Regions from separate parts of the Mus musculus genome. Here region 1 is linked to region 2. Evidence: chromatin loops called from intact Hi-C (ENCODE). Cell type or tissue: left cerebral cortex. All regions are shown on one strand. Links, peaks and the distances in the headings refer to the core of each region. The heading gives the core; the rest is flanking DNA.

Region 1 (2,815 bases), core at 2-2,501, 60 kb before region 2:
GATTTTCCAGGAGCTATCCCATTGGGGTGCCTAGAGGTGCATTTGAAGACATCACAGCACCCATTGGGGGTTTATTTGTACCAGCATCCCGAGAACAATTCAATAACCAAAATGAAGACAGCCAGGCTAGAGGATCAAGTCATCACTAGGGCTAGGGCCCCCTAGAGGCTAAAGAGTAAATCCTGGTCTTACTAAAAAGGGGTCTACCACGGCCCAGGGGTTCTTTGATGGCTGCAAGAGCCTGGAGGGGTGGGGGAACAAGAGCTCTTTTGAGGGATATGATCACCCAAAGGGTCAATGTCTGAACTCGTATGTCAGCTAGGAGGCGTGGCTATAAAATGCCACCCCTTAGCCCCCAGAAAAAGCTCGCCAGGCCCTATCTGGGAAATTAAGGGCCCTCCTGCTGACAGACCTTAACAATCAATATGCCAGTGTCTGAGAGAGAATTCCAGTGAACTGGTAAGTGGAAACGTGGAATTGAGTGGTTGATGTGGGCGCAGTAGAAGCTATCTTCACAGGGTGGCACAGGGAGACACAGCTCACATAGTAAAAGTCTGTGAGTCTCGCAGTCAAGGCAGTGGCAGCAGCGATGGCCTGCAGCAGCAATGAAAATCCACGTGGTGGATGATGGCAGGTGCCAGCAGATGGTGTAGCAGTGGCTGCAGGCAGTGATAGCTATGGAGGCTATCCACCATGACATTGGTTCTCCAGTGGCAGTAGCAACAGCCACCAGGGCTCTGCAGCTCTCCTGCATAACGGCTTCAGAAGGACTAACAAGGCAAAACAGTTCTATGTGAGCTTTATTGGGAGAGAGAGAGGCAAGGTGGCTATGGAAAGAGAAGGGAGGAAGACAGAGGGTGGGGGCTTTCTTTATATATGGGTGATGACGTAATTACAGGTAAATGTGGGAGGTGAGGCAACACATTCTGGGAATATGGAGGCTGTCACCTTGGCAACAGGTCTTCAGGTCCCACCTATGTGATGTCATGGGTTTCAGTGGTCCTGAAATGGAGCATGCCAAGTAGGCTAGGCTGGCTCACTGATGCCCAAGTTAAAAGCACAAACCAACGTGCCCAGGTCTTCATACTCTCAAGGCAAGCACTATACTGACTGAGCCATGTCTTCAGCCCCTTCTCTGCAAGGCAACAATCACTGCTTTTGGAAGGTGGGAGTGTGAGAAGAGGCAATGAGACCTAGATAGATGCCTGAGTAGAAAAAGAAGTGGCTTGGACAGGAGTGACATGTGTGGGAGTGTGCATGTTTGAGTGTGTGCATGCATGTGGATGTGTGTGTGCAATAGATGATCCCAATGCTTTGCTTTTTCAGGCTTTCTATGTATTTGGATTGAGGGCAGGATTTGCTCCTGTGGGAGATAGGAACAGAATATTAACTCATCATTGGCTAAGAGATGGTAACATGTATCCAGTGGGGAAACTCCCAAAGAGAGCTCCTTAAGAGGGGACTCTCAAGCCCTGTTTTGTCATGGGAAGGCACTTCCTAGAATTGAGGCGGGTGCAACTTCTGCAAGGTCTATCTTCTTTATTTGTATCATTCCTGATCTACCCTATCAGGAACCTGCACAGAAGCCCTCTGGTCACACCATGACCAAAGGCAACTTATGAAAGGAAGAACTTATTTGGGCTCACTGTCCCTAAAGAGATGAGACTCCACTGACAGAGAAGCATGGCAGCATGCAGCAGGCTGGAGCAGGAAGCTGCAAGCTCACATTTTGGTCCACAAGCACAAAGCAGAGAGAGAAGGACACAGAGTAGGGTAAGGACTTAGCTCTCAAAGCCCAAACCGTATGACATACTTCCTCCAGCAAGGTTCCTCCTAAACTGTCCCAACAGCACTCCCAGCTGGGTACCAAGTGTTCAGACACCTGAAACAATGGGGAACATCTCACTCAAACCATTGCAGTCGCCTCTTCAGTGCCATCTCCTTGTGAATAGTTAACATGCAATGGTCCTGAGGTCAAGGCCTGAGTTCGAATCCCCCAGTGTACCCCTTCACATCAGTGTGACTACGATGAGTCATTGTCCCTCTCTGATACTGTGTCCCCTTCTGGACAGGAAGAGGGAGAGAAGCCCTGGACACCACCTTCTAGGACAAGGCCATGTGCATGTCAGCTGCATGAGCACAGCTCAACATCTAGAGAGGCAGGGCAGGCAGGGAAGGGAAGTCAGCCAGCTCTGTCCTCAGTCTGACAGCAACTGAGGAAGAGAAGGCACAGAGCAGTTGCTTATACATTAGACCCTCACACATGGTCAGATGCTGTGTTCCAGGAGGCAGGACAAGCTTGAGTCCTTCAGAGAGAGGAGCCTTGGAGATGCTGCAAGCTCAGGATGGTCAGGTGGTTTCATGGGGGAGATTTCTCTGTGTAGCTCAGAGCATGGGCTGTTGTCAGGAGGTAGGTGATGCCCGCAGGAGGTTATAGAGATGTGGGTACAGACACTGCACAGTCTGGACCTTGGCAAGGCTGCCTGCTATAGGAGCTATGTGGACAGAGGAGGCCAGGGACTGGCCCCAGTGATGGGTGCATGAAAGTCTTCAGAGAAGAAGTTAGATAGGAGAGTGTGAAAATGATACCCACCCACTCGTGTGTGTTCACACAGGGGTGGGGTTCTGTGAGCCAGCAATGCATGAGAGATGTTCTCTCTAATCCTGCCCCAAGTGGTAGGTATCTCGTCCCGCGGGATTCAGTTATTCGTGGGTGCGAGGGGGACCGCAAACCTGGAAGGAGATGGGAGGAAAAGAAAGAAGAGTAGGAGACCAGGAAGGGTGCCTATCGAGGTCTCGTTTATTAGGCTGAGGT
Region 2 (2,789 bases), core at 261-2,760:
CCTCTTCTGGCATGTGGGTGTACATGCAGACAGAACACTTCTATAATTTAAAAAAATGCATAAATATTTTTTTAAAGTTTTAGCTGGTGGTGCAGGCATTTAATTTCAGCACTTGGGAAACAGAGGTAGACAGATCTCTTAAGTCTGAGGCCAGCCTACTCTAGTGAGTTCCAGGACAGCCAGGGCTGCAAAGAAAAACACTGCCTTGAAAAAAAAAAAAACCAAGCAATAAATAAATAAATACAGAAAAATAGATAGATAGCCTTTCAAGTCTGAGGCATTCTCCTGCAGACCACAGGTCTGCCTCTGTCTTTGAGAACAGACCTGTAGGCAGGTGGTTCCTCCACACTTCTGTCCCCTGTGCTCACACCCCACCACAACCAGAAAGCACCCCACACACACACTGCCCACCTCTTCAGGAACATGGAAGTCCAGGAAGCTCCTGTAGCTACATCCTAAGTTCTGAGTGAGGGGGTAGGATCCACAGGAAGAAATAAGTCATGAGCTTGGGGAGAGGGGCCATGCAGAAGAATGTACATGGACTTAGGTAAAAGGTACAAGGCAGCTCAGGAAAGCGGTGAAGATGGGCATGGCAGACCAAGGGCAGCCTTGCTGAGGGCACACCTGTGGGGAGAAAGGACACACCTCTGGGGGAAAGGGGCACACCTGTGGGGAGAAAGGGCACACCTGTGGGAAGAAAGGACACACTGTGGGAAGAAAGGACACACCTGTGGGGACAAAGGGCACACTGTGGGAAGAAAGTGCACACCTGTGGGGAGAAAGGGCACACCTGTGGGGAGAAAGGGCACACTGTGGGAAGAAAGGACACATCTGTGGGAAGAAAGGACACACCTGTGGGGACAAAGGGCACACTGTGGGAAGAAAGTGCACACTGTGGGAAGAAAGGACACATCTGTGGGAAGAAAGGACACACCTGTGGGGACAAAGGGCACACTGTGGGAAGAAAGTGCACACCTGTGGGGAGAAAGGGCACACCTGTGGGGAGAAAGGGGACACTGTGGGAAGAAAGGACACATCTGTGGGGAGAAAGGGCACACATGTGGTGACAAAGGGCACACCTGTGGGGAGAAAGGGCACACCTGTGGGGGAAAGGACACATCTGTGGGGAGAAAGGGCACACATGTGGTGACAAAGGGCACACCTGTGGGGAGAAAGGGCACACCTGTGGGGGAAAAGGGCACACCTGTGGGTCCATTGTTTCAATAGTCTAATAGACATAAGTGACTCTCTAACATCTCCATCGGAGCCAGCGCCTTCTAATGGAGGAAGCAAAGCCCAGTGCAGACATCTCTCCACATCCTGAATCATGAATGGTCATTCCCACATCTCCTAATAATAGAAAAGCTTTGGGCAAAATTCGTGCAGCTGAGTTCTTTGAGACATTACAGTGCATCAGCTGCGTGCTTCTCATTGGTTTGCTTTGTTGGCCTTACACAGAAGCAGTCTGAACCAACGGGCCTCCTGTCAATTGGTCTGGAGACATGCTCAGCCACTCCTATGTGCTCCACTGTGTCCCCCTTCCCTCTCCCCTTGTTATCACTCCCACTGCCAACATAGCTGCAGGCTGTAGACAGAAAGGTCCTTTCTTTGGTGTCTTGGCACAGCTGCCCAACCCCCAGAGGTCCTGCCCAGTTCTGCACTCCTATGAGGCTATTCTATCTTTTTCTCTCTAATACATGTGGTCTCTGCATTAGACCTTTAAGCCTCTGATTTTGTCATCTTTTCTCTCCTGGTTGTCATTCATTTTTTCATTCATCTCGGGCTTGTTCTTTGTTTGGGGGCACATGAGTGCAGTACCTGCAGAGGCCAGAAGAGGGCATCAGATACTATAGAGCTGGAACTGTGAGCCACCACGTGGGTGCTGGAAATCCAAACTCCAGTCCTCTGTGAGAGCAGAACGTGTTCTTAAGCACTGAGCTATCTCTCTTGGCCTCTCTGTGTTTATGTGATGGGGTCTCATGTGGCCCGGGCTGGCTTTAAACTTGCTATGTAAATGAGGCCTATCTTGAATCGTCCCACCATAGGGACTATAGACAAGATCCGATCCATGCTAAGCGTTCATCACTACCTTCTGAAACAAGGCTTCAATCGCCACTCCTGCTTTTCTACACTGGTGTTTCCAATGTCTGCTGTCCGTCTTTCATTTCTCAGAATGTCCCCTTTGACAGCATGCCTGTTGGGTTTAGACACAGCATATTTTCTTTGGCAACGTTTAAACATTAACTCTTCTGTTTTGTTCTTGTTTTGGTTTGATTTTGAAGCAAGGTTTCATGTTGCTCAGACCGGAACTGAACTCCCTATGAAGACAGTTTTGATCTTGACCATCCTGCTGAGGTGACAGTCTGTGTTTCATACCTGAGTCTAATGTGTTAGCCCCTGAGCTGGCTTTGTGTGTGTGTGTGTGTGTTGGTTTGGTTTTTTGTTTTTGTTTGTTTGTTTTGGTTTTTTTCAAGACAGGGTTTCTCTGTATAGCCCTGGCTGTCCTGGAACTCACTTTGTAGACCAGGCTGGCCTCAAACTCAGAAATCTACCTGCCTCTGCCTCCCAAGTACTGGGATTAAAGGCGTGCGCCACCACGCCCGGCTGAGCTGGCTTTTAAACTTTGCCCATTTCCTTTCTCCTCTGCCTGCCTGATTATCTTTTCTTTTCTCTTTTCATCTACCTCTGCTTTTCTTCTCAACAGTTCACAAAGAGAAGGAGAAAGCTCTGTCCATCCGTGTGTGTGTGTGTGTGTGTGTGTGTGTGTGTGTGTTGAGATCTAGATTGTC

The links. Peaks named below come from ENCODE experiments on the same cell type or tissue, not always from the same donor. Only the 100,000 strongest peaks of a DNase experiment are listed, where the experiment ranks them.
Region 1: a loop joins it to region 2, with 5 times the contacts of the local background. A loop is called at or near these places in 2 of 42 quality-filtered maps.

The regions. Positions count from the first base shown.
Region 1 is chr17:48,169,571-48,172,385 of GRCm38, reverse strand. No RefSeq gene overlaps it. Among named protein-coding and RNA genes, the nearest start is that of A530064D06Rik, 3.7 kb to the right of the region's middle. In left cerebral cortex, for the core only: no CTCF peak of the experiment used is centred there; no DNase peak of the experiment used is centred there.
Region 2 is chr17:48,109,805-48,112,593 of GRCm38, reverse strand. It overlaps a transcript of 9830107B12Rik not described here. Among named protein-coding and RNA genes, the nearest start is that of A730006G06Rik, 21 kb to the right of the region's middle. In left cerebral cortex, for the core only: a CTCF peak has its summit at 1,835 (motif pointing right); DNase peaks (open chromatin) are centred at 1,530 and 1,814.